Linked DNA regions of Homo sapiens: region 1 is linked to region 2. A link is an interaction called in ENCODE POLR2A ChIA-PET data of the cell type or tissue named here. Cell type or tissue: IMR-90. All regions are shown on one strand. Each heading gives the region's core, and the rest is flanking DNA. Links, peaks and the distances in the headings are about the cores only. Region 1 overlaps MARK3 (microtubule affinity regulating kinase 3). Region 2 overlaps MARK3 (microtubule affinity regulating kinase 3).

Evidence for each region. ChIA-PET counts read pairs that join two places held together with the same protein. Peaks named below come from ENCODE experiments on the same cell type or tissue, not always from the same donor. Only the 100,000 strongest peaks of a DNase experiment are listed, where the experiment ranks them.
Region 1: POLR2A ChIA-PET joins it to region 2 with 11 read pairs; 5 of 35 experiments call an interaction of 5 or more read pairs at or near these places.

Annotation. Positions count from the first base shown.
Region 1 is chr14:103,465,109-103,481,322 of GRCh38, forward strand. MARK3 (microtubule affinity regulating kinase 3) reads left to right here. Exons shown (of 18, transcript NM_001128918.3): 8 at 449-685; 9 at 864-983; 10 at 1,235-1,334; 11 at 1,971-2,083; 12 at 2,925-3,078; 13 at 9,885-10,102; 14 at 15,279-15,382. Among named protein-coding and RNA genes, the nearest start is that of CKB, 50 kb to the right of the region's middle. In IMR-90, for the core only: no CTCF peak of the experiment used is centred there; no DNase peak of the experiment used is centred there.
Region 2 is chr14:103,408,826-103,425,039 of GRCh38, forward strand. The region is part of intron 2 of MARK3 (microtubule affinity regulating kinase 3); the gene reads left to right. It also overlaps the pseudogene RPL10AP1. Among named protein-coding and RNA genes, the nearest start is that of MARK3, 32 kb to the left of the region's middle. RefSeq lists enhancers at 9,647-9,756, 9,767-9,836. In IMR-90, for the core only: no CTCF peak of the experiment used is centred there; DNase peaks (open chromatin) are centred at 8,966 and 9,776; H3K27ac peaks cover 731 bases.

The DNA of each region.
Region 1 (16,214 bases), core at 3,333-11,332, 54 kb after region 2:
AGGTGTGTACCACCACACCCAGCTGATTTTTGTATTTTTAGTAAAGACAGGGTATCACCATGTTGGCCAGGCTGGTCTTGAACTCCTGGCCTCAGATGATTCGTCCACCTCGGCCTCCCAAAGTGCTGGGATCATAGGTGTGAGCCACCGTGCCCAGCCCCCATATTATTATTATCAATTGAAAAACTCAAGGCTTTTCTTGATCTTGGGACATTGATGTTTAAATTAGTGCTAGAATTAATCTGTACTTCATGTTTGTTATTGTTAATATTATAAAATAAGGAGTTCTGACTTGTCTCCTGTTTTTTTCTCTAGAAAGAATGTTTTCACATTAATTAGGAGGTAACTTCATATCATTACAGAAAGCTTTTCTAAAATGCCTAATCCTGTCATAATTCTAATTCTATTTTGGCTAAATTTCATTTTTGTCTTGATGTTTTCCCTCTAGGCTGAAAATCTATTGTTAGATGCCGATATGAACATTAAAATAGCAGATTTCGGTTTTAGCAATGAATTTACTGTTGGCGGTAAACTCGACACGTTTTGTGGCAGTCCTCCATACGCAGCACCTGAGCTCTTCCAGGGCAAGAAATATGACGGGCCAGAAGTGGATGTGTGGAGTCTGGGGGTCATTTTATACACACTAGTCAGTGGCTCACTTCCCTTTGATGGGCAAAACCTAAAGGTATAAGAAGCTGCACCCATGTACTTCACTAAACTAAAAGAAGTTTCCTAATATTACATGGCTTAATATTTTTAACATTATATCAGTGCGGGGGGTTTCAGGGGGTTTTTTGTTGTGTTTTGTTAACTAAACCTAAAGGTTGACTTACTCGTTTTCTTTCCTCTGTACCTCTCCAAAGGAACTGAGAGAGAGAGTATTAAGAGGGAAATACAGAATTCCCTTCTACATGTCTACAGACTGTGAAAACCTTCTCAAACGTTTCCTGGTGCTAAATCCAATTAAACGCGGCACTCTAGAGGTAATCATGTAGGTGGAAACAAGCAGTAACTTTGGAGAGTCTTTAGAGTGACCTTAGATCTTTGCTTGATTTGTATGCCATACTGGATATATCCTGCGGCTTTTTAAGCAAGAATTGAAACATTAAAAAATATTTTTTGAGTTTATGCTTTGAACGATAGTCAATGAAATGTTGAAAATAAATTTTTGTAAATATTACGGTTATCAGAATATTTCATTTTACTCTGCTAATGAACAGTTTACCTTTTTTAGCAAATCATGAAGGACAGGTGGATCAATGCAGGGCATGAAGAAGATGAACTCAAACCATTTGTTGAACCAGAGCTAGACATCTCAGACCAAAAAAGAATAGGTAATCACTCCATGCCTGCATGTTCATGTGTTTTTGTCTAAGTAACATATTTCTGTTTTGACTCATGTCTGTGCCTAAAATGTGAATAATGGAAAGTTAAGCACAAGTCATATGAACAGTTTATCTGTTCTGTCATATTTAGGAACGTAACTACCTGCAGTTTCCTATAATGGCACCCAGTAACTCTGAAACAAGTGCCCATTTATGTTACAAAATATATGTAATATGTCATCTTTTAGGTCAAATGAAAATTATTTTACCCTACAAAAGAATGATTTCTGGCCGGGCGTGGTGGCTCACGCCTGTAATCCCAGCACTTTGGGAGGCCAAGGCGGGCAGATCACCTGAGGTCGGGAGGTCGAGGCCAGCCTGACCAACATGGAGAAACCCCATCTCTACTAAAACTACAAAATTAGCCAGGCACGGTGGCTCATGCCTGTAATCCCAGCTACTCGGGAGGCTGAGGCAGGAGAATTGCTTGAATCTGGGAGGTGGAGGTTGCGGTGAGCCAAGATCGCGCCATTGCACTCCAGCCTGGGCAACAAGAGTGAAACTCCGTCTCAAAAAAAAAAAAAAAAAAAAGGATGATTTCTTACCCAAACAAAACACATAAACTGTATTATGCCCTTCTTTTAGATATTATGGTGGGAATGGGATATTCACAAGAAGAAATTCAAGAATCTCTTAGTAAGATGAAATACGATGAAATCACAGCTACATATTTGTTATTGGGGAGAAAATCTTCAGAGGTAAGAGTAATCAGAAAGAGCTGAAATACCCTGTATGTAATTATTAGTTTATATAAACTGTTTTCTTAGTTTTTATCTTTTGAATATTTGTAACATTTGATACATCATTTTTTAGATTTACTTGCAAATAGCAAATCTAAATCCTATGACTATTATAAGCTATTTTAACTTAACCCTTAATGATGGATATTGGCCAGGCGTGGTGGCTCATGCCTGTAATCCCAGCACTTTGGGAGGCCAAGGCGGACAGATCACTTGAGACCAGGAGTTCGAGACCAGACTGGCCAACATAGGGAAACTCTGTCTCTGCTAAAACAAACAAACAAACAAAAAATTAGCTGGGCGTGTTGGCGCTTGCCTGTAATCCCTGCTCCTTGGGAGGCTGAGGCAAGAGAACTGCTTGACCCTGAGAGGCAGAGGTTGCGGTGAGCCAGGATCACGCCACTGCACTCCAGCCTGGGTGACAGAGCGAGACTCTGTCTCAAAAAAAAAAAAAAAAAAAAAAAGATGGATGTTGTCATAAACCTGGTCTTTCATAAATTAACCTGTAGTCATTAATAGCTTAGAAATGACGTAAAGCATCAGATGAAGTAAATACAACATTTAAAGTTATTTGAGAAAGCCTGGAAAGAAAATCATAAATACCTTACCTTTAGTGTCTTTCCAGCCGTCAGAAAACTACTTTTGCTTGAGTTTAGGGTTGTCATTTTTGTACGTTGTGATTCCTCCTCTCTCTGAATGAACGGTTTATGAGAGGTCTGTGTTAATGAAAAGTTTAACTTCCTAATAAGCCATTTGGGTTCGTGTTGTGGTTTGCTCTGTTTTTCTCATTTTCTCTTAGCTGGATGCTAGTGATTCCAGTTCTAGCAGCAATCTTTCACTTGCTAAGGTTAGGCCGAGCAGTGATCTCAACAACAGTACTGGCCAGTCTCCTCACCACAAAGTGCAGAGAAGTGTTTCTTCAAGCCAAAAGCAAAGACGCTACAGTGACCATGGTAAGTTTTGGAGTATCCCAGTGCCTTCTCTTAGAGTCCAGGCAAGAGGTCTCCTAGCACTGGGAAGCATTCTCTTGCTCAGAGCCTGGCTTGATGTCCTTTCTTGGCATTGCTTTCTTTCTTTCTTCTTTTTTTTTTTTTTTTTTTTTTTTTTTTGAGACAGAGTCTCACTCTGTTGCCCAGGCTGGAGTGGAGTGGCACAATTTTGGCTCACTGCAACCTCCACCTCCCAGGTTCAAGCGATTCTCCTGCCTCAGCCTCCTGAATAGCTGGGACTACAGGTGTGTACCACCATGCCTGGCTAAGTTTTGTATTTTTAGTAGAGACGGGGTTTCACCACATTTGGCCAGGCTGGTCTTCAGCTCCTGGCCTTAAGTGATCCACCTGCCTTGGCCTCCCAGAGCGCTGGAATTACAGGCATGAGCCACCGTGCCTGGCCAGCATTTTTTCTTAGTGTTCCTGCAGGTGCTGCCATGATTACATATTACTTCAAGGCTCTTATCTTCTTTATACATGCAGTAGATTTTTGCTGGATAAAGCTTAGTTGAGTGGAAACCTTACCATTTGCCCTTCTAGAACCTCTGCTTTAATCTGTAGTTTTCCTTTTTTTTTTTTTTTTTAAATGGAGATGGGGGTCTCGCTATGTTGCCCAAGCTGGTCTCAAACTCCCAAGTTCAAACTATTCTCTCACCACAGCGTTCTAAAGTGCTAGGATTACAGACGTGAGCCACCATGCCCAGCGCTAGAACTGGGCGCTGTACCGAACTGAATAGAACTGCTAGTCTGTAGTTCTATTCACTCTCTTCACCTCTGCATTGGATTTACTTTGTAGAGTAGCACTGTCCAGTAGAACTTTCTGAGATGATTACAGTTTTGTGTATCTGTGCTGTCCAGTCAAGAAGCTACTGGCCACTTGTGGCTATCAAGTACTTGAACTGAGGAAATGATTTTTACCTTTTTTATTTCTATTTATTTTTTATTATTTTTATTTATTTATTTATTTATTTATTTTTCAGATGGAATCTGGCTCTGTCGCCCAGGCTGGAATGCAGTGGCATGATCTTGGCTCACTGCAACCTCCACCTCCCAGGTCCCAGCAGTTCTCCTGCCTCAGCCTCCTGAGTAGCTGGGATTACAGGCATGCACAACCACACCCGGCTAATTTTTGTATTTTTAATAGAGACAGGGTTTCACCATATTGGCTAGGCTGGTCTTGAACTTGGGAGCTCAAGCAATCCACTCACCTTGGCCTCCAAAAGTGATGGGATTACAGGTGTGAGCCACCGCGCCTGGCCTTATTTATTTGTTTATTTTTTGAGATGGAATTTTGCTCTTGTTACCCAGGCTGGAGTGCAATGGCATGATCTCCGCTCACTGCAACCTCAGCCTCCGAAGTAGCTGGGACTATAGGCACACACCACCACACCTGGCCAATATTGTATTTTTAGTAGAGACGGGATTTCACCATGTTGGCCAGGCTGGTCTAGAACTCCTGACCTCAGGTGATCCACCCACCTTGGCCTCCCAAAGTGCTGGATTACACGTGTGAGTCTGTAATTGGCCTGGCTGATTTTTACCCTTTTAAAATTTTCCTGGCCGGACATGGTGGCTCATGCCTGTAATTCCAGCACCTTGGGAGGCCGAGGCGTGTGGATCACTAGGTCAGGAGTTCGAGACTAGCCTGACCAACGTGGTGAAACCCCATCTCTACTAAAAATAAAAAAATTACCTGGGCATGGTGGTGTGTGCCTGTAATTCCAGCTACTCAGGAGGCTGAGGTAGGAGAATCGCTTGAACCTGGGAGGCAGAGGTTGCAGTGAGCCAAGATCGTGTGACTGCACTCCAGCCTAGTGACAGAGTGAGAGTCCATCTCAAAAAAAAAAAAAAAAATTTGTACTTAAGTGTAATATATAGCCAGTTGTGGCCAGTAACTCTCATAATAGACAGGACAGCCCTGGAGAATATATGGAACCTCAGTTTTGCCTTAATTGGTTTAAATGTTGTACTGTGTCATTCTCATCCATACTCTTGCTGTTAGTGTGGTTAAGCCACTCTCCCTTTTAAACTTCACCTAGAAGCCAGTCCTTTATGAGACATAAGACTCCCAGTGGGTAGGCTTACCAGGCTCTACAGTTGCTCTGCCTTCAAGGCAGCCTGTGTGTCAGAGTCCTGAGGCTAGCGTGTGTGTTTACTTGCCCATAACTATAAATGTTAACATTGCAGATATTTCCTTTAATTCTACTATTCCAGGATTCAGGAACTAAATCTATTTTTTTTTTTTTTTTTGAGATGGAGTTTCACTCTTGTCACCCAGGCTGGAGTGCAATAGCGCGATCTCGGCTCACTGCAACCTCCGCCTCCTGGGTTCTAGCAATTCTCCTGCCTCAGCCTCCCGAGTAGCTGGGACTACAGGCATGCATCACCATGCCCAGCTAATTTTTTTATTTTTAGTAGAGACGGGGTTTCACCACATTTGGCCAGGCTGGTCCCGAACTCCTGAACTCAGGTGATCCATCCACCTCAGCCTCCCAAAGTGCTCGGATTACAGGCATGAGTCACTGCGCTCGGCCTCATTTTATTTCTCTTCTCTGGACATTTTCCATCTTAATACTTTCATCTTGAGATTTGACACTTAGGACTGCACAGGGCATTTTAGGTGTGGACAGCTTTGATTTTGTACTAAAAATGATTACACTTGGCTTGATTTCCATTTCTCTTCCTTCTGTTGCTTGCCTTTCTACATGGTTTAGACTGAAGCAACAGTGTACTAATATCACTAGTAAACCATCTACAGTGCCTGCTATTCTAGGGTGTAACTGAGAGCTCAGAACTCATTCTCACATCAGGATTTGTGCTCCTAGCATTTGTAGGTGACGTGTTGATCTAGGTCTGCCTTTTTTGTGTTCATGTTAGTCACTAACAAGGGGGGTTTCTAGTGCTTATGGACCACATGGCAATTAAATGCCCATATATTGCCCTGAAACCATCTGGTTTAACTTGTCCCTCAATCCTAGAAGAAACCTGACAATGGGATTTTCACATTTCTCTAAGGAATATGTTAGTAAGTTATTCCTTAAGCACATAGATTCCATCCAGATTATTAGTGCCTTTTTCCCCCCAGCTCAATTTTAGAGATAAAAAGAGCTTTAGACATGGTATTGTACACTCACCAAACCTCTGTTTTATCCCTAAATAGACCAAGAGAGATTACCAAGTCTCCCAAGGTTACATAGTAAATGAGAAACACCTGGGGCAGAGCTCAGGCCTGCTGGTCCAAGCCCTGTGTTTTTTCTCCACTGAAGCACCTCATTGGAGTAGCTTTTTCATAATCCTCATCTTTCTTGGAATTTCTGAAGGCAGGCAAGCCTGTATAGCCGGGCTAACTTTCACCTCATCCTCCTGCCTCGTCTCACCTCTCCCTTCCCTTTTCCTTGCCTGTGGATGCTGACCTCTGCATGGGTGCCTGCTTCTCTAAAGCTACGATGTAATCTGTAGCTGTCCTTCCTCGTTTGAGACCCACATGTGAACACCCCATATGTGTGCACTTTTTCTGCGAATGGTGATCATCTGATTTTCAAGGGGTTAGCTTGTTTTTTAAAAAATGAAAAAAAAAATCACTGTTTACTAATCAATGAGTGGTATTGGGGCAATTTGGTAGTTCTCAGAAAAAAAATTAATTTGGATCAATTTCTCACATCTTATACAAGGATGAATTCTAATTGGAGTTAAGATACAAATATAGGGCTGGGCGCAGTGGCTCATGCCTGTAATCCCAGCACTTTGGGAGTCCGAGGCAGGTGGATCACGAGGTCAGGAGATCGAGACCATCCTGGCTAACATGGTGAAACCCTGTCTCTACTAAAAAATAGAAAAAATTAGCCAGGCGTGGTGGTGGGCACCTATAGTCCCAGCTACTCAGGAGGCTGAGGCAGGAGAATGGATGAACCCGGGAGGCGGAGCTTGCAGTGAGCCGAGATCGAGCCACTGCACTCCAGCCTGGGCGACAGAGCGAGACTCCGTCTCAAAAAAAAAAAAAAAAAAGATGTAAATAAAACTCCAGAAATATTGAAAGAAACCTTGGGATTATTTGCTTTGTAACTTGGACTGGTGAAGGTGTTTCTGTCACCCCAAACACCAAACCCATGAAATAAAAGACTTACAAATTTGATTACATAAAAATGAAATTTCTGGCCGGTCGCATAATCCCAGCACTTTGGGAGGCCGAGGTGGGCGGATCACGAGGTCAGGAGATCGAGAACATCCTGGCTAACACGGTGAAACCCTGTGTCTACTAAAAATACAAAAACAAAATCAGCTGAGCTTGGTGTCAAGTGCCTGTAGTCCTAGCTGCTCAGGAGGCTGAGGCAGGAGAATGGCGTGAACCTGGGAGGTGGAGCTTGCAGTGAGCCAAGATCATGCCACTGCACTCCAGCCTGGGCCAACAGAGCGAGGCTCCATCTCAAAAAAAAAAAAAAAAAAAATGAAATTTCTGTGTGACACATCCATACCATGGACTACTACTCACAATAAAAAGGAACAGGCTGGGCGCGGTGGCTCACGCCTGTAATCCCAACACTTTGAGAGGCCGAGGCAGGCAGATCACGAGGTCAAGAGATCGAGACCATCTGGCCAACATGGTGAAACCCCGTCTCTACTAAAATTACAAAAAATTAGCCGGGCATGGTGGCAGGCGCCTGTAGTCCCAGCTACTTGTGAGGCTGAGGCAGGAGAATCGCTTGAACCTGGGAGGTGGAGGTTGCAGTGAGCCAAGATTGAGCCACTGCACTCCACAGCCTGGCCACAGAGCGAGACTCCGTCTCGAAAAAAAAAAAAAGGAACAAACTATGATGTGCACAACTCAGATGGATCTCAAGGGAATTATACTGCATGAAAGTACACAAAAGGTTACATTCCATGGATGCCCATTCATATAACATTCTTGAAATGACAGAATTCTAGAGATGGCGAGCAGGTTAGCGGTTGCAGGGGTTTAGCAAAAGGGAGAGTAAGAGGGAAGTGGCTGTGGCTATGAAAGGGTAGTCTACAGGGTCTTTGAGATGGAAATGTTCTGAATCTTGACTGATGGTGACCACATGAATCTGAACATGTAATAAAAGAGTATAGAATGAGATACACAAACATACAAATTAGTGCAAGTAAAACTGGGGAAATCTGAACGAGGTCAGTGGATTAGATCAAGGTCTGTTTCTCTTCAGAATCTCAAATCTTAAAAGGTTTTGTATTTTCTAAACACAAATAAAAGCTGGAAAGCCAATCAGTAGTAATCTGAAAGTTCACAATGTCAGTAGACGTCTCATGGTATTGGGAAGAAAGATAAGCATTGAGGCTAATATCACCCTATGCTTGATTAAGTTTTTGTTTTATATGTTAAAATCACTAAACCGAAAGCTTAGTTGTTGTTCTCCCACAAATAAAATTAAGCCCTCATTTACTTTTAATTCAGTTCCAAATAGGTTTGCCATTTAGATTTTTGTCCAAGAACTAACTCCTCCCCACTCCCGGTTTTTGTTTGTTTGTTTTTTAAATTTATTTATTGAGACAGGTTCTCACTCTGTCACCCAAGCCACATGTAGCCTCAAACTCTTGAGCTGAAGCCATCCTCCCACCTCAGTCTCCCAAAGTGTTGGAATTACAAGCATGAACTACCACACACCTCCCACCTTTAATATATCTAAAATATAAATTCTCTTCTGCCTTAGAAAAAACAGGCTGGGCGCAGTAGCTCATGCCTGTAATCACAGCACTTTGGGAGGCCAAGGTGGGTGGATCACGAGGTCAGGAGATCGAGACCATCCTGGCTAACACTGTGAAACCCCGTCTCTACTAAAAAAAAAAAAATATATACAAAAAAAAAAAATTAGTTGGCATGCGCCTGTAGTTTCAGCTACTCCGGAGGCTGAGGCGGGAGAATCCCTTGAACCCAGTAGGCAGTGGTTACAGTGAGCCGCGATTGCGCCACTGCACTCCAGCCTGGGCGAGAGAGCTAGACTCCGTCTCGAAAAAGAAAAAACAAGCATTTGACTCTGTCTTTTAAGATTACCACTGGATTATCATATCTGAGGCATATACTAGTTATCATGTTCATTTCCAAGATTCTTTGCCCTCTGAATCTCCTGTGCTGCTATTGGAGTCTCTATATGGTTTACTACAGGACATTAGTCTGTCATCCACATGTCCCTAGGCACATGTCCCTGGACACACTCCTCCTGGAGTGGCAGGAATGACTAGTGACCTCCACCGACTTCCTCCCTGTCGCTTGCATGATTCCTCTGCTTCTACACCTTCCCCTGTCTACTCAAACTCCGGTTTATCTAGAAGATTATGAGTGCTTTTAAAAAGATCCAAGATAAAACTTCAAAAGAAGTGGCCCATAAAATCTATACTTTTCTCTTCCAAAAGGTGATGGCATCTCTCCTACAAAAGAGGATGTAATTCACTCAGATGTACAAGATGAACTGGTTCATTCTGCTTGTTACGTATGCATCTAATTAGTTTGAATCTATGCAGTACCACCACCTTAAGATGTTTCCAAAGGACAACTCTAAACTCTTACTATTAAAAAAAAAATGTTTTAAGTAGAAAGGAGTATTAAGTGAAATTTCAATATTGAATTCATTGCATAAGGCAAACATTAGATATAAGTGGGAAACATCTTAGAGGATTTTACTGTTTTACATTTTTTAGGTGAATAGCAACCTTAGATCATCTTACAAAATATGGTTACTGTCACAAAATAAAACTTGAAACTATATTCAGTCATTTAAAAAATGAACTCTTTATTTTAGCTGGACCAGCTATTCCTTCTGTTGTGGCGTATCCGAAAAGGAGTCAGACCAGCACTGCAGATAGTGACCTCAAAGAAGATGGAATTTCCTCCCGGAAATCAAGTGGCAGTGCTGTTGGAGGAAAGGGAATTGCTCCAGCCAGTCCCATGCTTGGGAATGCAAGTAATCCTAATAAGGCGGATATTCCTGAACGCAAGAAAAGCTCCACTGTCCCTAGTGTAAGTGTTGTTGAACTATAGAGTGGTCTTAGGGTGGTAGGGTTGGAACCAGCTAGACACCAGGTGTTCATTTTACTCCTGTGGTCTCTCGTACTGGAATGCCCTCTCTACTAGGCAGCCATGCCCAATCTTAACTTACAGAAATCCTACCTGCTGCATTGTAGGTATTTATTGTTGACACTCTCTTAGTTCATTCTTGCTGCTGTAACAAAATACCTGAGACTGGCTAATTTATAAAGAAAAGACATTTATTTCTTAACAATTCTGGAGGCTGAGAAGTCCAAGATGAAGGCACCAACAAGTTCCGTGTCTGGCAAGGGCCCTGTTCTCTGCTTCCAACATGATGCCTTGGTGCTGGCATCCTCCAGAGGAGACAAATGCTGTGTTGTCATGTGGCTGAAGGGACAGAAGGGGTGAACTCACCCCCTCAAGCCCTTCTATAAAACACTAATCTGGCCGGGTGCGGTGGCTCACGCCTGTAATCTCAGCACTTTGGGAGGCCGAGGTGGGTAGATCACGAGGTCAGGAGTTCAAGACCAGCCTGGCCAAGATGGTGAAACGCCATCTCTACTAAAAATACAAAAATTAGCTGGGCGTGGTGGCAGGCACCTGTAATCCCAGCTGCTCAGGAGGCTGAGGTAGAGAATTGCTTGAACTCAGGAGGCAGAGGTTACAGTGAGCCGAGATCGCATCACTGCACTCTAGCCTGGCGACAGAGCGAGACTCCTTCTCAAAAAAAAAAAAAAAGATACTAATCCCTTCATGAAGGCGGAGCCCTCGTGGCCTAAACACCTAAAAGACTCATCTCCAAATACTGTTTTCTCCTATGGGAGATAAAGCTTAAACATGAGTTTTGGAGGGGACACATTCAGAGCATAGCACACCCACCATAGACACTAGATGGTGATAGGTCCTTTATTTCAAGGCCTGGTTCCAGTTATTTCGGACACCTGCTGAGCCTTAGGTTGTCAGGTGCTGAGACATGGAAAGACCTCACAGTCTAACAGGAAGTGAATGAAAACAGTGACAGTGCAGATGGAAGCCTACGTGCACACACGGGGAGGTCTGACTGCCAGTGCCCCAAAGATGTGGTGTTCACACTGAGTCTTCAAAGAGCTCTAATGATGAAGAGTGTTGGCTGAGTTCTTACCATGTGCCAAGGACCATGCTCAGTGCTTTTTCATGGATTAGCTACATTTTAAGGTGAAAAAAAAGTTGGGTAATTGCCTAAAATTACACTGCCAACCTGAATCCAGCTCTTAATCCCTATCTGTAACAAAATCTCCCCAGTAAGTAGATAATATTTACTAAATTAAATTGAATCCATTCAGCTTCAGAAACTTTTTTCTGTGTATTGAAGTATGTTCTATCTAACCTAACATATTAAAGAATTTGCAGAGAAGTAAACAATCTTAAGATTATTCTGTAAGCACGTTTTTCCCTACAAAATTAACAATGATGCAGCCCTGCCTCCAACTCCAGAAAAACCCTGGACTGAGGAGGCTGTGGAGAAACCCTGTTGCTCTCTGAAAGCCCTTCATTGTTCCATTCTGGGGACTGGGTGCATGAAGGACCCCAAGGGGCTTTGCATGTTTCATCCTCTGACCTTATGCTTAGTCGAAGTAAACCCTGTGTGAAAAGTTTATTTTGGCCTCCAAATGCCATACAGTAGGATTATTGTTTCCATACTCCTGCAGTTAAAATTCCGTCTCCAACGTTTGTTGACAGTTACCAGAGAAGATGAGGGCATTATTCCCTGCCTTCATGACTTCTCTTCCCCTTTGCTCTTGTCTACACACGCTGCCCTTCTGAAAGTGAATCATGAGTATTTTCAGTCCACCCATACTAAATTACTTACAAAGGAAAAAAGGTAGTTAGCAACATTATTATTTTCTCCCATGAGTCTTTGGGATTTCTCTGTAGATGGTCTGCTCAAGCTGTAGTAAAAGTGACTGCTCTATCTTTGTTTAAAAATTATCTGATAAAATTCCATAGCTATGGCCAGGCACGGTGGCTCACACCCGTAATCCCTGCACTGTGGGAGGCCAAAGTGGGCGGATCACTTGAGGTCAGGAGTTCAAGAACAGCCTGGCCAACATGGTGAAATCCCATCTCTACTAAAAATACAAAAATTAGCCGGGTATAGTGGCGTGCTCCTGTAATCCTAGCTATTCGGGAGGCTGAGGCAGGAGAATTGCTTTAACCGAGAAGATGGAGGTTGCAGTGAGCTGAGATTGTGTCATTGCACTCCAGCCTGGGTAACAGAGCGAGACTCCATCTCAAAAAATAAAAAAAAAAGTCCATAGCTGTGACTTGTTCCTTGCTTTTTAGTTTTTTGTTTTGGAAGTTAAATTCATGTGAATCCACATGACAATGATTAACCATTTTAAAGTGGGCAATGCGGTGGCATTTGGTACACTCACAGTATTGTGCAGCCAACACCTGTCTTTAGTTTCAGAACTTTTTCAGCTCCCCAGAAGGAGCATCTGTTTAGGCTGGGCACAGTGGCTAACCCCTATAATCTCAGCGCTTTGGGAGGCTGAGGTGGGAGGATCACTTGAGCCCAAGAGTCTGAGATCAGCCTGGGCACCAGAGTGAGACCTCATCTCTACAAAAAAAATTAAAAAGAAAATAGCTGAGCGTGATGATGCACACCTGTAGTACCAGCTACTTGAGAGCTTGAGAGGCTCAGGTGGGAAGATCATTTCAGCCCAAGAGGTTGAGGCTGCAGTGAGTCATGGTCACATCACCATATTCCAGCCTGGGCAACAGAGCAAGACCCTGTCCTTAAAAAAAAAAAAAGTGGCCGGGCGCAGTGGCTCACGCCTGTAATCCCAGCACTTTGGGAGGCTGAAGTGGGCAGATCACAAGGTCAGGCGTTCAAGACCAGCCTGGCCATCATGGTGAAACCCCATCTCTACTAAAAATACAAAAATTAGCCAGGCATGGTGGCGGGCACCTGTAATCCCAGCTACTCGGGAGGCTAAGGCAGGAGAATCGATTGAACCCAGGACGCAGAAGTTGCAGTGAGCCGAGATGGTGCCACTGCACTCCAGCCTGGGCGAAAAAGCGAGGCTCCATCTCAAAAAAAAAAAAAAAAAGAACACCTGTATCCCTTAAGTAATCACTTTCCATTCCTCCTCTCCCCTCTGCCCCCCTCCCTTCCCCCTCATTCCCTGGCAACCACCAGTCTGTGTTCTGTCTCTGGATTTGCCTGTTCTGAATATTTTATATAAATGGAACCATTTCACATGTATCCTTTTGTGTCTACTTCTTTCTTTGACTCAGCATAATGTTTTCATGGTTCATCCAATTTGTAGCATGTATTTTCTTTTCCCTTTTTTTTTTTTTGAGATGGCATTTCGCTCCTGTTGCCCAGAGTGCAATGGCACGATCTTGGCTCACTGCAAACTCCACCTCCCGGGTTCAAGCGATTCTCCTGCCTCAGCCTCCTGAGTAGCTGGGATTACAGGCGTGCGCCACCATGCCTGGATAATTTTGTATTTTTAGTAGAGACGGGGTTTCTCCATGTTGGTCAGTCTGGTCTCGAACTCCCGACCTCAGGTGATCCACCCGCCTCGGCCTCCCAAAGCGCTGGGATTACAGGCGTGAGCCACTGTGCCCAGCCTGCAGCATGTATTAGTACTTTGTTTCTTTTGGGGGTAATATTCCATTCTGTATATATACTACAATTTAACTGTTCATCTGTTGATGGACATTTATATTATTTCCATGTATTGGTTAAAATGAATAATGCTACTATAAACAATTGTGTACAAATTTCTATGTGGACTTAAATGTTTTAATTTCTTTCCTTCTTTCTTGGGGAGGAGACGGTCTCACTCTGTCACCTAGGCTAAAGTACAATGGTGCAAACACGGCTCATTGCAACTTCGACCTCCCAGACCCAAGTGATCCTCCCACCTCAGCCTCCCAAATAGCTGATACCACAGGCATGCATCACCATGCCTGGCTTATTTTTTCTGTTTGTTTGTTGTGGTAGAGATGAGGTCTCCCTATGTAGCCCAGCCAGGCTGGTCTCAAACTCCTAGGCTCAAGCAGACATCCTGCCTCAGCCTCCCAAAGTGCTGGGATTATAGGTGTTAGCCTCTGCACCTGGCTGTGTTTTCATTTTTCCTGGGTATATATTTAGGAATAAAATTGTTGAGTAATATGGTAACTCCATGTTTAATTTTTTGAGAAACTGCCAAACTGTTTTCCTCACAACTGTACCATTTTATCCAGCAATAGTGAGAGTCCCTGTTTTCTTCACATTCTTTCTAACAATTAATAATTATTTTATTATTTAAAGCTTTCCTAGCAGGTATGAAGTAGTACCTCATGCTTTTGATTTGCATTTCTTTAATGACCAATGATATTGGGCATCTTTTCATGTGTTTCTTGGCCATACGTATAGCTTTTTTTTTTTTTTTTTTTTTGAGACTGAGTTTTGCTCTTGTTACACAGGCTGGAGTGCAATGGTGCGATCTCAGCTCACCGCAACCTCTACCTCCCAGGTTTAAGTGATTCTCCTACCTCAGCCTCCTGGCCTCCTGAGTAGCTGGGATTACAGGCATGCACCACCACAGCCAGCTAATTTTGTATTTTTAGCAGAGACGGGTTTTCTCCATGTTGGTCAGGCTGGTCTCGAACTCCTCACCTCAGGAGATCCGCCCACCTCTGCCTCCCAAAGTATTGGGATTACAGGTGTGAGCTACCGCGCCCAGCCGTTGTATAGCTTTTTTAAAGAAATATCTATTGAAGGTGCCGATTTTAAAATTAGGTTGTCAGGCCGGGCACCTCAGGAGGCTGAGGCAGGAGAATCGCTTGAACCCAGGAGGGGGAGGTTGCAGTGAGCCGAGATCGCACCGCTGCATTCCAGCATGGCGACAGAGCAACACTGCATCTCAAAAAAGAAAAAAAAAATTAGCCAAATGTGGTGGCACATGCCTGTATTCCCAGCTACTTGGGAGGCTGTGGTGGGAGGATTGCTTGATCCTGGGAGGCAGAGCCAAGATTGCTCCACTGCACTCCAGCCTGGGTGACAGAGTAAGACCTTGCCTCAAAAAACAAGTAAATAAAAGACTGACATTCCTATTTATGTAGATAAGTTCATTTTTTCTCATTGTACTGTATTTACCAAATAAATTTAAGACAAAAATGCCCTTTTTTATAGAGTAACACAGCATCTGGTGGAATGACACGACGAAATACTTATGTTTGCAGTGAGAGAACTACAGCTGATAGACACTCAGTGATTCAGAATGGCAAAGAAAACAGGTAGGAGATTCTACCTGTTTGTAAGAAAAGTTGTTTTTCCCAAGAGAAATGGAAGCATGTTATTTACTGCTTTGTTCTTATAATCATTTTCAAATTAAAACTGTAAGTATTCTCTGAAGGTAAGTTAAATTTGTATACTAATTTTTAGCAAGATACTAGAATTCTAAATTCTTTTTGTTGTCCAGAGCATCATCCTCCTGCCTGGCTGTGTATGATGATTAAAAGGCTTGAGTTAAACCCAGGGGGTTTCCTAGAGGAAGTAGATAGTAAGCTGTGGTTATGTTGTAGAACAGTGAATAAGGAAATGGAGATTGTCTTGTGCTCATTAATAACTTGAACAAAAGCCGAAAGTGGGGGAAGATAAGGACGTGAGGCAGAGAGTCATACCTCAGGAGAATGTACAGCACCAGGTAGCATTAAAGGTCCGCAGTTTACCAAAGGGTCCAGATGGCTGAGTCTAAATAGAAACACTGGAGAAGCCAAGAGAAGTGGAAAGTCCAGCCTTCTGAATGCTTTTAATTTGGCTACATAGCAAGCATACATAGGATGAGCGTGACTTTAAAAAGACAATGATGTTACATGTCAATAAGGAGAGCATCCTATCATGCACATGATTTTCTTGGGGTTTTGAAATAAAATAAGTAGAGTCAGTAAAATGGGATTGGATAGGTGTAGAGACTCTGAGGTGGGGTTAGTCTGGGTGGAGAGAAAAGAGAAGTTAGATTGGTAGAGAATAGCTAAATATGCTATATTCTGTTCAGAACAAATTTCCCAGGCTGGCATGGATTTTCCTTCTTTGTTTTTGGAAGAGCAGTAAGTGTACATCATTCTT
Region 2 (16,214 bases), core at 5,595-13,594:
TGTGGATTTTTAGTTAAGACTCCTTGTTGCTGAGCTGCCTTATAGACTGCTTTTGGAATCTGTAAACAGCTTGTGTGGGCGGAGCTGTCCTTGTTGTCCTTGATTAAAGCTTTCTTGAGATAAGGAACGGTGAGACCTCTGAGTTTCTTAGTTCCCACCAGTTCCAGGTGGCTACTTGCCAGCTTCCTCATGTGGGCAGAGATGGTGGGCCAAGAGAGCGTTGAGACAGACGAACCTCTTCCATTTACCTTACCTGATTTACATTATCTAGAGTCTGGCCTGTGGTGTTTACTTCTAGTAGGTTCTTTCTCTAGAAATGCTTGAATATGACTAGCAGAGTGGTTTAATTTAAAAACTTTCTCAGTTTCTCAGTTTTTTTAAAACTTTGAACAAGTTCTCACTCGTAAGTGGAGTTGAACAATGAGAACACATGGACACAGGGAGGGGAACATCACACACCAGGGCCTGTCGGGGTGAGGGGCAAGGGGAGGGATAGCATTAGGAGAAACACCTAATGTAGCTGATGGGTCGATGGGCGCAGCAAACCACCATGGCACATGTATACCTGTTTAACCTGCACGTTCTGCACATGTATCCCAGAACTTAAAGTAAAAAAAAAAAAAAAAAAAAAAAAAAAAAAGGAAAAACTTTGAACAAAATCATTTTACTCTTGTGGGGTTTTTTTTGCCTATTGTAGATATGACATATAAAATGTAAACATTATAGAAATATAGAAATTCATTATGTAGAAAGTAAGTTCCTTGAAATTTGTCTCTTCAAAGACAATCACTTTCAGCAGTTTGGTGTATATTCCCAGAGTTTTTTATATAGACATTAACTTTTAAAAAATTTTAACAGAAAGGGACTCATGGAACATGATGACAGTTTTTTTACTTAGTAATGTACCTTGACCATGTCTGGGTCTTAGTACTCATAGATCTGACATATTAGTCTAAAGGCAGCATAGTCTTCCTGGCTATGGTGGTACCATAGTTTATTTCCTATCAGTGGGCATTAGGGTTGTTTCTAAATTTTTGTTGTTACAAACAGATCTGCAGTGGACATTCTTTAGCATTGCGTGTCCTTGTTAAGTGTTTCTGTAGGATAATTCCTAGAAATGGAAGTCCTGGGTGAAAGTGGATGACTATTTGACATTGTAATAGATACTACTAAATTGGTTTTGAATAAAAAGTGATGTACCTACTTTATTATTCTACCAAAATGGAATAGAGTGTTCATTTTCGTACATGCTTCTACACTGTAGATAATTTTTGTCTATCTGAAGGTCTCAATCTGTTTTTGCTGCTGTAACACAATACCAGGGACTAGGTAATTTATAAAGATAAGAAATTTATTTCTTACAATTGTGGAGGCTGGGAAGTCCAAGATCCAGGGGCTGCATCTGGCCAGGGCCTTCTTGATACATGAAGGGCGTGATGGAAGGGCAAAGAGTGGGGAAGGAAGGGAAGAGGAGGAGAAAGGAAGAAAAGAGGGCAGAGCCCTTGCAATCTGATTGCCTCTCCAGGGCCCCATGCCTTAGTACTGCTGCAACAGCAATTACGTTTCACCATGAGTTTGGGAGGGGACATTCATTCAAACCATAGCACGTATGGACAAAAAAAGGGTGTAGAGAAAACCAGAAGTTGCTTTTTCCCTTTTCACTACTTAGATTTATGATCTTTTTATATATTTTTGTCATTCATAATTTCTTTTTGAGGCAAGTTCCCTGGCCACCCGCAGTAGCTCATGCCTGTATTCATAGTGCTTTGGGAGGCCAAGGCAAGGAGGATCACTTGAGCCCAGGAGTACAAGACTGCATTGTGCTATGATTGTACCGCTGTACTCCAGCCGGGGCAACAGAGGACACTCTCTAAAATAAATAAAAATAAAACAAGTTTCCTGTTTATATCCTTTATTCATTTTTCTTTTTTTTTAATCTTAGTGATTTAAACCCTTTATGTTTCAGTCATCTGTCTGATGTGTCTGTTAATGTAGGTTATGAATATCTTTCCCTAGATTACTCCTTTTAACTGTTTATGATGTCTTTCTTGTTTTAGGGAAGTTTTTAAGTATTTATGTGGCAAAATCATTTAATCTTTTTCTTTATTACATTTGGGTTTCATGTCTTCTTGAAGATTTGTCCCGTGACTTAAAAAACAGTTCTATAGGCCGGGTGCAGTGGCTCACGCCTGTAATCCCAGCACTTTGGGAGGCCGAGGTGGGTGGATCACGAGGTCAGGAGATCGAGACCATCCTGGATAACACGGTGAAACCCTGTCTCTACTAAAAATACAAAAAATTAGCTGGGCATGGTGGCGGGCGCCTGTAGCCCCAGCTGTTCAGGAGGCTAAGGCGGGAGAATGGCATGAACCCGGGAGACGGAGCTTGCAGTGAGCTGAGACTGCATCACTGCACTGCAGCCTGGGTGACAGAGTGAGACTCCGTCTCGAAAAAACAAACAAACAAACAAAAAACCAGTTTTGTATTTTCTTCTAATACTCCTCCTATGGCTCACATTTTAACGTTTAATTCATGTGGTATGTATTTGGGAAGATTAGTATTAGGTGTAGGGATCTGACTTTTTTTTTCCACTTGGATTACAATTGTCCCAGAACCATCAGTTCTCTCCCAACAATTGAAGATACCTGCGTTAACACATAATAAATTCTCATATGTGTCCTGTTATTTCTCCAGTCTGTTTATTTAGTCCTATACCCATACTGTGGTGTTTTTATTACTGCAGCTGTGGATTGTATGTTTTAGGTCAAGTTCCCCTCCTGATGATTCTTTTTTTTTTCTCTCTCTCTTTTTTTGGTGAGATGGAGTCTCGCTCTGTCGCTAGGCTGGAGTGCAGTGGCGGGATCTCGGCTAACTGCAACCTCCACCTCCCGGGTTTAAGCAATTCGCCTGCCTCAGCCTCCTGAGTAAGTGGGATTACAGGTGTGTGCCACCACGCCCAGCTAATTTTTGTATTTTTAGTAGAGAGGGGATTTCATCATGTTGGCCAGGATGGTCTCGATCTCTTGAACCCATGAACTGCCCACCTCAGCCTCCTAAAGTGCTGGGATTACAGGTGTGAGCCACCACGCCCGGCCAATGACTCTTATTTTTCAAAATTTTCATAGCTTTTTTTTTTTTTTGGTCATTTACTCTTCCACATGAATTTTAGAATTAAGTTGCCATTTTCTAAAAACAGAGCATGAAATTTTGATTAGATTAGTTTTCATGGGATTAGTTGGTTTTTTGTTTTTTGTTTTTTTTACTAGTAGCAGTAGAATCTTTTCAAATATGCCTTAATATAGGCGCTGGGGCTTGCCCGTGGTGCTCTTGATATATAAGGCCCGGACATTCTGCCAGTTTTTTCTCGAGCAGTGACACCAAGAAGTTAACAGCCAGGTGAATGTTATGCACAAGCTCATCGTCTGTCATCTTCACGTGGCCAACAGCCACAGCCAAACATAACATGTTCATATGAAACTTGATTGTGGACTTCGCCTCATCCACTTTGGCCACCGTGTTTTCATCGTGTGTGAGCAGGGAAGGGAACTTTACTGCCTTTGTTAGGCCTATGCCGAGGATTCGTGGGATTTGCTTTATCAGAGACTCTGAAGCCAAAAATGCATCATACTTCTTGGCCAGCTTCTTGACCAGATTCTTATTCTTGAGTTTTTTTGGCACCTCAGTGTCCACTTGGGGGGATATCCGTGGCCTTGGTCTCGTCACAGTGCTGCTGTTCCCCCAGGACCCACACTTGGGACAGGGAGTGGACTTAAGCCTGACGGTGCCCGAGAAGCGCTTGTCCTTCTGGGGGTCATAGTTCTTCAAGCTGATCTGCAACTCCACCATCTTCAGGAACTTGGGGCACTTTCACTGGTTCCCGTGCAGGACTTCCTGCACCGCCTCATCCAGGGTGTCGTGAGAGACTTTGCTGCTTATGGGTTCTCATGCCACGCTAACCAGAAAAGAGGGTTTAGTTGGTTTTATAAATTATTAATAGTTTGGGAGGAAATTGATATTTTAATGATGCCAAGTCTTTCTTTCTTTTTTTTCTTTCTTTTTTTTTTTTGAGACGGAATTTCGCTCTTGTTGCCCAGGCTAGAGTGCAGTGGCGTGATCTCAGCTCACCACAACCTCCGCCTCCTGGGTTCAAGCAATTCTCCCACCTCAGCCTCCCGAGTAGCTGGGATTACAGGCATGCACCACCATGCCCGGCTAATTTTTGTATTTTTAGTAGAGACGGGTTTCTCCATGTTGGTCAGACTGGTCTCAAACTCCCAACCTCAGGTGATCCACCCGCCTCGGCCTCCCAAAGTGCTGGGATTACCAGTGTAAGCCACCACATCCGGCTAATGCCAAATGTTTCTATTCAGGAATGTGCATGTGTCTCAAATTTGTTTTCAGGTTTTGTAACTTTTTTCATCTATGTTTTATATAATGCTTGTTAAATTCATTTCAAGCTATTTTATAATTTTTGTTGCTAATGTAAATGGAACTTTTTTTTCCTCAAGAAGGCAATAATCATATAACTTCTTGCATTTGGGAAACTTTTGATCTCTCATTTGGAATGTCGAAAATTAAGTTTATATTGTTTTTTAATAGCATGCTTTTTTTTTTTTTTTGAGACAGAGTCTGGCTCTGTCGCCCAGGCTGGAGTGCAGCGCGATCTCGGCTCACTGCAAGCTCCACCTTTTGGACTCAAGCAACCTCCCACTTCAGCCTCCCCAGTAGCTGGGACCACAAGCACACAGTACCGCACCTGGCTTATTTTATTTTATTTTATTTTATTTATTTATTTTATTTTATTTTATTTTTGGTAGAGATGGAGTTTCACCATATTGCCCAGGCTGGTCTTGAACTCCTGAGCTTAAGCAGTCCGCCTGCCTCGGCCTCCCAAAGTGCTGAGATTACAGGCGTGAGCCACCACGCCTGGTCAGTTGTCTTTTTTTGAGAATGTCAAATAAAATGGGATCATATGGTATGTAACCTTTTGAAACTGGCTTCTTCTCACTCAGCATCATGTCTTTGAGATTGATTCAGGCTGTTGCATATATTGACAGTTTGTTCCTTTTTGTTGCTGAGAAGTATTCTGTTGTATGGCTGTGCTACAGTTGGTATTAGCTCCCCCACTGAAGGACATTTGAATAGTTTCCAGTGTTTGGCAATTATGAATAGAACTCCTGTACAGGTTTTTCTGTGAACATAAGTTTTAATTTCTCTAGGAGTGACATTACTGGATCGTGTGGTAAAGAATTAAGTGAATTGTTAACTAGAAAACTGATTTTATATAACAGTATAATATTCCTAGTAGAAAGAAACCTAAAGCCTCTGGTCTGGTCTGTGAATTGGTGTATTTTTATTACTTAGTACTTTTCTTTTCTTTCTTTTTTTTTTTTTTTAAAGATGGACTTTTGCTCTTGTTGCCCAGGCTGGAGTGCAATGGCTCAATCTCAGCTCACCGCAACCTCCACCTCCCAGGTTCAAGCGATTCCCCTGCCTCAGCCTCCCTAGTAGCTGGGATTACAGGCATGTGCCACCATGCCCAGCTAATTTTGTATTTTTAGTAAAGACAGAGTTTCTCCATGTTGGTCAGGCTGGTCTTGAACTCCCGACCTCAGATGATCCGCCCGCCTTGGCCTCCCCAGGTGCTGGGATTACAGGCATGAGCCACCACACCCAGCTACTTAGTACTTTTCTCAGCTAAGATCTTTATTTTTGTCAGCGTTCTCTTGCCCTGTGATGGGAACGTGATGTATCTTGCCTATTGAAGAACTAAAACCTCTGAAGAAAACCCAGAGGGTTGTGGGAAGAGTGGCATTGATGATTTGGGGACTTAATTTGTTCTGAGTCAGTATAAGTTAAAGGCTTATTGTGTATTATGTTGAGAGTTTTAACTGCTATCCTTGGGGTAAGAACAGAGATGTAGAATTATATCGTGAAAAGAATTTTCTGAAAGAAGGGAGTAGGGACAATCTATATCATGCATTTAAGTCACAAGGATGTCGTGAACATAAAAGATACTCACGAAGGCCGGGCATGGTGGCTCATGCCTGTAATTCCAGCACTTTAGGAGGCCAAGGTGGGCAGATCACAAGGTCAAGAGATCGAGACCTGAGGTCAGGAGTTTGGGACCAGCCTGGCCAACATGGCAAAATCCCATCTCTACTAAAAATACAAAAAATAGCCGGGGATGGTGGTGTGCGCCTGTAGTCCCAGCTACTCGGGAGGCTGAGGCAGGAGAATCACTTGAACCCGGGAGGCGGAGGTTGCAGTGAGCCAAGATCATGCCAGTACACTCCAGCCTGGCAACAGAGTAAGACCTTGTCTCAAAAAAAAAAAAAAAAAAAAAAAAAGATACTCATGAAAAACTATATGTTCGTTGGAAGAAAGTTGTTTTAATTTAACAAACATGTTGGAATAAGAATTATAAACAAGATACATTAATATGTACACTCTGAAGACCATTTTAAATCAAGCCTTTAAATAGCCTAGTTATGGTGTAAGTTCAGTTTAGATGAGACTTCCCACAGGATGACCATGAACCAATCAGAAATGGATATCAAAATGCTCATTTTATATATTTTTAAAATACATGTACCAGTTGTGAAATTCATCTGATTTAGCTCTTAAATGAAAATGCTACCCATTATCCATATTGTCCTGGAAGCATCTATCCCATATTTACTATGAATCTGGGGATGTTAGTTGCATCTGCTGTCTTGCTTTTGACCAACTTTTCATAGCTTATGGTTATTTTGGTGTGAAATATTGCCTGTTTTACACCACAGTTTTCTTTCAAGTTCATTATTTTCCCCCCACTAATTTTCATAGCCTCCCAGAGACCTTTCCCCTCACACGAACTACAGAACTCACTTGTTTCAGTCATTTGTACTTTATTGGAGTTATTTATTGTTTAAAAATTATTTTCCTAAAGTAATGCATGCACATAGCTTAACAAGTCAAATATACTAAAAAGTTCTAATGACAATCAGAAGTTTCTTTTCTTATCCCTCTTTTTCCTCAGCATTATTACTCAAAGGCCCCAACTTTTTTAAGCTCTTTCTTCTGTTACTCCAATAGCTTTCTCCAAATTTATCATTTTAAACATCATTGACTTCCACTTCCCACTTCCATATCTACATTTCTTTCCCTAGCTTTTCTATTGCAGTGATATATTTGGCTTATTTACTTAAATTACGACTGTGTAAGTATTGTTGAGCTTTGGCTATGATCATTTATTTTCTTATATAATTGTAAAGCTTTGTCTAAAATTAATAGTTGTTTCTTTTTCTATAAACTCTTAGGTTTTATGTGTTACTGCTAATTGGCCAAAATGTTCTAGCTTATCTTTCAAATATTTTGCAGTACTCACACATATAATATAATGTATTAGCTCAAGAGAGAATCGGTGAGTATAAATTAGAGACAGCAAGGTAGCTCTTTCTAGGCACAGATAAGTGGGATGGTAGCTACAGGGAGACATTAGGCCAAGGTATTTTTTAGAAGATGGACAAAATATCAACATATTTCTCTACTAATGGGGATAATCTCATAAAAAGGAGGAAATTGGTGCTGTCGAAGAGATTTTGGAATAGGTGAGGGGATGGTGGAGGCATTGGTCTTTGGATAACATGGACAGTTCTTCCATAGAAATAGGAGGAAAGCAAGCCAGGCGTGGTGGATCACGCCTGTAATCCCTGCACTTCGGGAGGCCGAAGCGAGTGGATCACCTGATATCAGGAGTTCGAGACCAGCCTGGCCAACATGGTGAAACCTCATCTCTACTAAAAATACAAAAAATTATCTGGGCATGGTGGCGTGCCCCTGTAATCCCAGCTACTCAGGAAGCTGAGGCAGGCGAATTGCTTGAACCCAGGAGGCAGAGGTTGTGGTGAGCCGAGATCGCACCACTGCAGTCCAGCCTGGGCAACAAGAGCAAAACTCTGTCTCAAAAAATAAAGAAAGAAAATAAAGTAAAGAAATAGGAGGAAAGCAGAGGGTGCCGGCATCAGTGCAGGTGAGGGGATCCTTATGGTAGTAGGAGCTTGTAGAAATTTTCTGAGTGCAAACTGTTTTTTCAGTAAAATGGAAAGCAAACTGATCTGCTACGATGAGGAGATGTATTAGAGATGTGAGGAGGTTAAAATAATTGCCAGATAAGCAGGAGAGTGAATGGACTAGAGAAATGTAATAGAATTGCCAGGCAGCCTTAAGGCTTCCCTGAGGTTGGTGACCAAGGATTTAAAGTGGGAAGAGTCAGCATGGCGTTGTGCTACTCTCCAGCCACATTCAGTTGCCCAGCTGCAGGCATGGCATTTGCAGAGATTGGGGTTTTGTCACATTAGTATAGTGAAAGGACAAAGGAGCATTGTTATACAACACCCCAGGAGCATTGTTATACAACAACATCACAATGAAATTAGTGATATAATTAGGAACTAAGAACTTGAGGAGGAAGACTGACCCTATGAAGGTGTGGGGTCAGTGAATTACAGATCCTGGTAAGTTCCAACAGTTATTAGAGTACTAGATTGAGTGAGCAGGAAGGTAGAAGAAGTTAGTTAAAGAATGGGAAGCTCAAACTTGGATCATGAAAGGTTTTCAGATATTGGGAATGTCAAAGACTGGAGTATAACCATGTAAGTAGCTTAAGTATGTAATATTTTTTTTCTTTCTGGAAGTTTATCCTTGGTTTTTAGAAATTAGCCATTGAGGTGCCAAGGGTTAGTCTTCATTCATTGTTCTTGGTGCTCATTGGACCCTTTTAATATAGAGGTTTTTGTCTTTCAGTTCTGGAAAATTGTCTCTTTTTTAACTTAAAAATCTTCATTCTGGAATCCTTAAGCAGAGACTGGAGTGCTTGAAAAGAGCCTCAAAATCTATCTTCTATCTCTATGTTTTTACTTTCTGGGAGATATTTTTAACTTCATCTTCCATTCTTTCTGTTAAAAATGTGTGTGTGGGCCGGGCACGGTGACTCATGCCTGTAATCTCAGCACTTGGGGAGGCTAAGGCAGAAGTGTCACTTGAGGTCAGGAGTTTGAGACCAGCCTGGTCAACATGGTGAAACCCTGCCTCTACTAAAAATCCAAAAAAATTAGCTGGGCGTGGTGGCGCGCACCTGTAATCCCAGCTACTCAGGAGGCTGAGGCAGGAAAATCTCTTGAACCCGGGAGGCAGAGGTTGCAGTGAGCCGAGATCGCGCCACTGCACTCCAGCCTGGGTGACAGAGCAAAACTCTGTCTCAAAAGAAAGAAAGCTGTGTGTGTGTCTCCTCTTCTCTCCCCAGCTCACTCTTTGATCATTTTCATCTGTTTGTTGTTACTGTCTTTACAGCATCTAGCCCTGGTATTATGAATGTTGTTTCTTCTGCTGACTCCCTGAGAATAGTAAAGGCTTTTTTTTTTTTTTTTTTTTTTTAGCTCTTTTATAAAGTAGATTTTTGTTCCCTGCATTGCTTCTCTTTTTTTCTGGGGTTCTTTCTTGTTACCGCTCTTTCATATAGAGACTTTCTCTGGATGTCTGGTAGCCTCTGGTTGTCTGTACCTAATGTGGAGCCCTAAGCATCTGATCACAAGCTGTGTTTGTATGAATAGGACATGTTTGACCACAGAGCTTTCCTATTGGGAGTTGTCTGGTGCTTTTATTGAAGACCCCAGATATTTGTGTCCTTAGATTTCTGAGAGTATCCAGTTTCTCTAGATAAGAATCTTCTCTTCTGCCTGGGAGGAACTGATGATCCCACCCCTCAGTCACTTAGTCCTCCCCCGCCTGCCTTTTCATCTGTTGCTTCACTCCTGAAACCACGTTTCTTCATCCTGGGGTGTGTGAAACTTCCTGAGACTTTGCATAAATGCTTATGTTTAGTCACGAGTTTGTTGGTGAAGACTATGTTAACAACTTTACAGAAAGTTTGGAGAATAGAGAAGAAAAACCCCACAATCCTAATATTCTGAATACCATTTTTGTTTTTGTATATTTTCCATATACATGTTTTTTCAACATATTTTTGATTATAATTTTGTATCTTGTTTTTTCCGCCCTCGGAATTTTATCCAAAGCAGTTTTCTACGTTGCCACTAATCGTCATAATTGTTCATTTCAGTGGTTGTGTACAATGCCATTGATGAGAACAGCAGTTCTCAAACGTTTCTGTCTCAGAACTCCTTTAAATTGAAAATTGAGGCTGGGCGCGGTGGCTCACGCCTGTAATCCCAGCACTTTGGGAGGCTGAGGCGGGCGGATCACGAGGTCAGGAGATCGAGACCATCCTGGCTAACATGGTGAAACCCCGTCTCTACTAAAAATACGAAAACAAAATTAGCTGGGCGTGGTGGCGGGCGCCTGTAGTCCCAGCTACCAGGAGGCTGAGGTGGGAGAATGGCGTGAACCCGGGAGGTGGAGCTTGCAGTGAGCCGAGATTGTACCACTGTACTCCAGCCTGGGTGACAGAGCGAGACCCCGTCTCATAAATAAATAAATAAATAGAAAATTGAGAACTCCCCAAAGCTTTTATTTATTAGGGTTATATGTATTGATAGCTGCTGAATTGGAAGTTATTACTTAGGAAACTTAAAATATATATTAATTCATCAAAAATAATAATCCTGTTACATGGTAATGTAAATAACATATTTTTATGAAAAACAACTATTTTCCAAAGCAAATTATTGAAAAGAGTGAATTGTTTAAATTCTTTGCAAACCCCTTTAATATCTGGCTTAATAGAAGTTAGCTGGGTTCCTGTGTCTGCTCTGCATTCACACTATTTAAGTATGTTGTTTTGGTTGAAGTGTATAAAGAAATGTAGCTACAAAAGGAAGGGAGCATATTAATACCTTTTCAGGTGATTGTGGATATTGTTCTTTGACATTATACCAAAACTCAGCAAGTGGTTTCTTGGGGGTGGGTAGACAGTGATGAATTTTTATTCAAAACAACTGTAGTGACTGACAAAAAAAGTTAAAACCCAGAATGATTTGCTTCAATTAAAAATTAATTATATCCCAAGAGCAGGGGTCTACCAGGTTGTCTGAGGGGAGGGGTGAACTGGCCCAGAAACGGAGCAGGTCAAAATTCCTCTGCTGATCAGTGGGATGGGGATTGGGATCAAGATTGCTTCTGTGAATAGCCACTGCCTGGGGAACATAGCGAGATCCTGTCTCTTAAGAAAAAGAAACAGAAACTTTTGGAAACAAGCAGACAAGGGTGAAAGAAAGCCTTGGTGTAAGATATAATTTATATATTCCATATAAGATATAGAATACATATGTTATATAACTAAAAAGCATAAAAACAGTCAGCATGCTTTTAGTACAACCTGGAGGTATGGTTAATGTGCAGGAAAAAAGCTCCATATAAGCCTAATCCCTATATATAAAAAATCACGGAATTCCACAGTTTTGAACATTTTTTTTTCTTTTTGAGACAGAGTCTTGCTCTGTCGCCCAGCCTGGAGTGCAGTGGTGCAATCTTGGCTCACTGCAGCTCTCTACCTCCTGGGCCCAAGCAGTCCTTCCACCTCAGCCTCCTGAGTAGCTGGGACCAGAGGTGTGTACTACCACATCCGGCTGATTTTTTGTATTTTCTACAGAGACAAAGCATCCCCATGTTGCTCAGGCTGGTCTCGAACTCCTGGGCTAAAGTGATCCTTCTGCCTGGGCCTCCCAAAGTGCTGGGATTAAAGGGATGAGCCACCACACCTGGCCAACACTTTTTTTGTGTGTGTGGTAAAATACATACAACATAAAAGTTATAATTTTAACCATTTTTTAAGTGTGTAGTTCAGTGACATCAACTATATGTACATTATTGGGCAACCATCACCACTATTCATTTCCAGGCAGATAGTTAATACTCATTTTTTTGTGGTTTCTATATTTGCAAATTTACCTGTTCGAAAAAATTTATTTGTAACACCCAAATCAGTACAGCGCTTTGGTAATCCTTTTCGGACATATGCAGAACGGTGAAAAAATATGCACATCCCTAGTTGAGGTTCAACAAGGGGACACTTTGCTTTCTTTTTTTCAGTCTTTGTGCCGTAAACCAGTGTCTTTTTTGTGATCTATTTAATGCCTTTTTTTTCATTTTTGTACTTTTTGTTGATGATTTTGCCATTTAAAATGGGCCCCAAGCATAGTGCTGAAGTGCTGTCTAGTCTTCCTAACGCACCCTTGAGTGAAACTTACCTAACACCTGCATTTTCTTTGTAAGGCACATCATAGCCTTGCCATGGATAAAACTCTGGACAGTTGAGTTTTTCCTTGCACTGCACATGGCTATGGTGCTTTACAAAGAAGATGCACGTGTTAGAAGTTTCACTCAAGTGTGCGTTACAGTGCTGTGGCTGTGAATTCAGTGTTAACCAATCATATATAGTAAAGAAGGTGTTCTTAAACAGACACACACATAAAACAAACTTATGTATTAATCTGCTGTTGCAAAATGTTGTGACCAGAGGCTTGCAGAAACCTAACCCCCAGAAGCAATGATTTCGTATTCACTAATTCAGTGAGCACAGTAACTGCATAGAATGAACAATGAGAATTGACTGTAGCTCCTTTTTTGAAAGAAGAGGCTTAATTATGGAGCAAGGCATCAGGAAAAATCACAGGCTTTCCTCATTTGTGTGATTTTTTTATTTTGTTCATGTCTTCAAGAGTGGAGCCCTAAGAAGAAAGCTGAGAGCTCCCAGTAAAGGGGTGACGAGTGCCTGGCTTAGCCTCATAGAGGCCAGAGGAACGTCGGTCTTTACACTGGGACATTCCACACACGCAACACAGAGTTATTTTCTATGGACAGTTGAGTTTTTCCTTTTCCAAGCATATTCTAGGGTTGTCTTTCTGTGCCCTGCTACATGTTCCACTGTACTGCTGTCAGATTTTTATCTCCCAGAAATTCTTTGAAGTCACTTGTCTTCTGGTGGCAGCCCTTCCCTTCTCTTGGCCATTCTTTGTCATTTGGTCTTTGTTCTTCAGTGGGCCTATCAGGTGGCAGGACAGAGAAATGCATGTGATCAATATGCCATCTTTAACCAATGTCCTCATTATGGTTATGAAAATAACTTTTCATGTAATTATTTTTATTCAAGTTACATATTACACACAGTTTAAAGAGTCAAGACTTGTTAAAAAAGAGTCCCCTAGACTCACTGGTTTCCTTGTCTCCCAGGATGGCCACTTTTAATCTTTTAAAGTGATTCTTTAGTCTTTTAAATGATTCTTTCATACTTTATAACATGCTTGTAGTCTTACTTGTTTTTCAGGTTTAGGCATTATCTATTGACATTTTATTTAAAGTCATCATTGACTTTAAAAACACAAAAACTCTTTACTGAAATGTAACACAGGTTGGGTGCAATGGCTCATGCCTGTGAATCCCAGCACTTTGGGAAGCCGAGGCAGGCAGATCACCTGAAGTCAGGGGTTCAAGACCAGCCTGACCAATATGGTGAAACCCTGTCTCTACTAAAAATACAAAAATTAGCTGGGCATGGTGTGTGTGCCTGTAGTCCCAGCTACTTGAGAGGCTGAGACAGGAGAATTGCTTGAACCCAGGAGGTGGAGGTTGCAGTGAGCCAAGATCGCGCGACTGCACTCCAGCCTGGGCGATAGAGCAAGACTCCATTTCAAAAACAAAACAAAAAGAAACGTAACATACATAAAAAGTGCCCAAATCATAAGTGTACAGCTTGATGAATTATCACAAAGTAAACACATTTGAATAACCATGACCCGGGCAAAAAATATACTGTGACCCACACCCTAGAAGCCTCCCTTTGGCCTCCTTCAAATCCCTTCACTACCCCACCTCCTCAAGTGAACCACTGTGCCACCTTCTAATACCATAGGTTTTGTCTGTTTGTTGTTTTAACATTGTACTAATAGAATGTTAGAGTATTTTAATAATAGTGTATTATTTTGTGTCTATTTCTTTTACTCTACTTCATGCTTGTGATATTCTTCCATGTTGAGGTTTTCATTTGTAACCAACTGTTGTAGTTGTTTGACTTGGCCTCCATTTGCTATGGATTGAATCGTATGCCTCAAAATTCATATGTGTAAGCCCTAACCCCCAGTGTGACTGTATTTGGTGATAGGGTCTTTATAGAAGGTTAAGTGAAGTCGTAGTATGAATCCTGATTGATAGGGTTAGTGTTATTACATGAAGAGACACCAGAACGCTAGCTTTTTCTACCACATGAGAACGCAGGGAGAGGGTGGCCATCTGCAAGCCAGGAAGAAGGTCCCCTCCAGAACTGTGAGAAAATAAATTACTGTTAAGTCCCCCAGTGTGTGGTATTTTGGTTATGGCAGTCCAAGATGACTAATGCATCATTCTTCAGGCCACTCTATCCCCCTAGAGGACTTGCAGTCTTTTTTTTTTTTTTGCCTCCTCTTTTACTGACTGAGAATGTTGTTAACACTTTCAGAAACAGGGTGTTAGGATCTTTTGACCGTTGGTGAACCAACAGAAAGTGGAAGATAAGGATTTTTCTCCAGTGGGTGTTTGCTGTGGATTTGTTGGGAGAAGCCCATCTCATGTATGAGCTGTCCCATCCCTATTTTGTAATATTCCACTTTGCTGCTGGCATCAGAGTGAATGTAAATGGAATTTCCCAGAAATTTCCACAGCAAGTGGCTTTCTCACTTAGTGAGCCCCCTTGGTGTTTGTTGAGTCTCCCTTTACCCAACCCCACAATCACTGGAATAAAGGGGTGGTCTTCTCTCCAGTCTACACCTTTCTGAGGCACTGCAATCGGGGATACCCCAGTTACCACCTCTTTTGGTGACCCCAAGGTTTCAGCTTTGCCTGAGCTCTCCAGGCTCCAGCTCTGGGCCAAGGTGATTTTGGTGGAGTCATCCCAGCGGGGAGCTAGGAGGAAGAGGGGATTAGGAACTCCCGCTCAGGCTTCCTTGCTGCACGTACACATGTCACATCAAATGATGGTGTTTCACTCTGGGGACATAGTTGCTTTTGATAAAATGACTTTTCTGCAGTTTGGTTAAGCTGAATGAAACATATTTGAGCTCCTATTTTTGCTTCAGAGGCTATTGAATAGCAGTACCTGAAGATGAAAGTGTATAAGAACAGAATCAGTCCGGGCGCGATGGCTCATGCCTGTAATTCCAGCACTTTGGGAGGCCGAGGCGGGTGGATCACCTGAGGTCAGGAGTTCAAGACCAGCCTGGCCAACATGGCAAAACCCTGTCTCTACTAAAAAAATACAAAAATTAGCTGGGTGTGGTGGCACGTGCCTGTAATCCCAGCTACTTGGGGGAGGCCAAGGCACGAGAATTGCTCGAACCCGGGAGGCGGAGGTTGCAGTGAGCCAAGATCACGCCACTGCACTCCAGCCTGGGTGACAGAGCGAGACCCTGTCTCAAGAGAAAAAAAAAACGCAGAATCAGAATCTTTGGAATAGTGACCGGATGCCGTGGCTCATGCCTGTAATCCTAGCACTTCGGGAGGCTGAGGTGGGCAGATCGCTTGAGCCCAGGAGTTTGAGACCAGCCTGGGTAACATAAGGAGACCTCATTTCTACAAAAAATTAGCTGGACATGGTGGCACGTGCCTATAGTTCCATCTACTCGGGAGGCTGAGGTGGGATGATCACCTGAACCTGCGGAAGTCGAGGCTGCAATGAACTGTGATCATGTCACTGCACTCCACCCTGGACAACAGAATGAGACCTCGTCTCAAAAAAAAAAAACAAAAAAAAGAATCTTTAGAATAGGAGGAGGATATTGAGCAGAACCATAAGAAACTAGTGATTAAGAGTCCAGGTGTGAAAATAGAAACCACGTCTCAGAAGCTCAGAGAGAAGAAGAACTGGAAAGGCAGCATCTTTGATGGATTTGGCCATGAAGAGGAGGAGGAATAAAGCAGAATGGAGGCCAGAAAAGAGTGTGTATGTCTAACGGTTTCATTGGAATTGGGAGATCTAGGTATACCATGTAAAATTACTTATGAAGGTAAAGTTTGAAGAAAATTCATTCGACTTTGATTTATATAATTTTTAAAACCTCATTATCTGTTAAAACACCAGAAGCCCTGTTTTTTGGTTACTGATTATGAGTGTTCAAGGCCTCAGATCAACTCAGCATTTATTTATTTATTTATTTTTATTTTTTTGAGAGGGAGTCTCGCTGTCTTGCCAGGCTGGAGTGCAGTGGCATGATCTCGGCTCACTGCAACCTCTACCTCCCAAATTC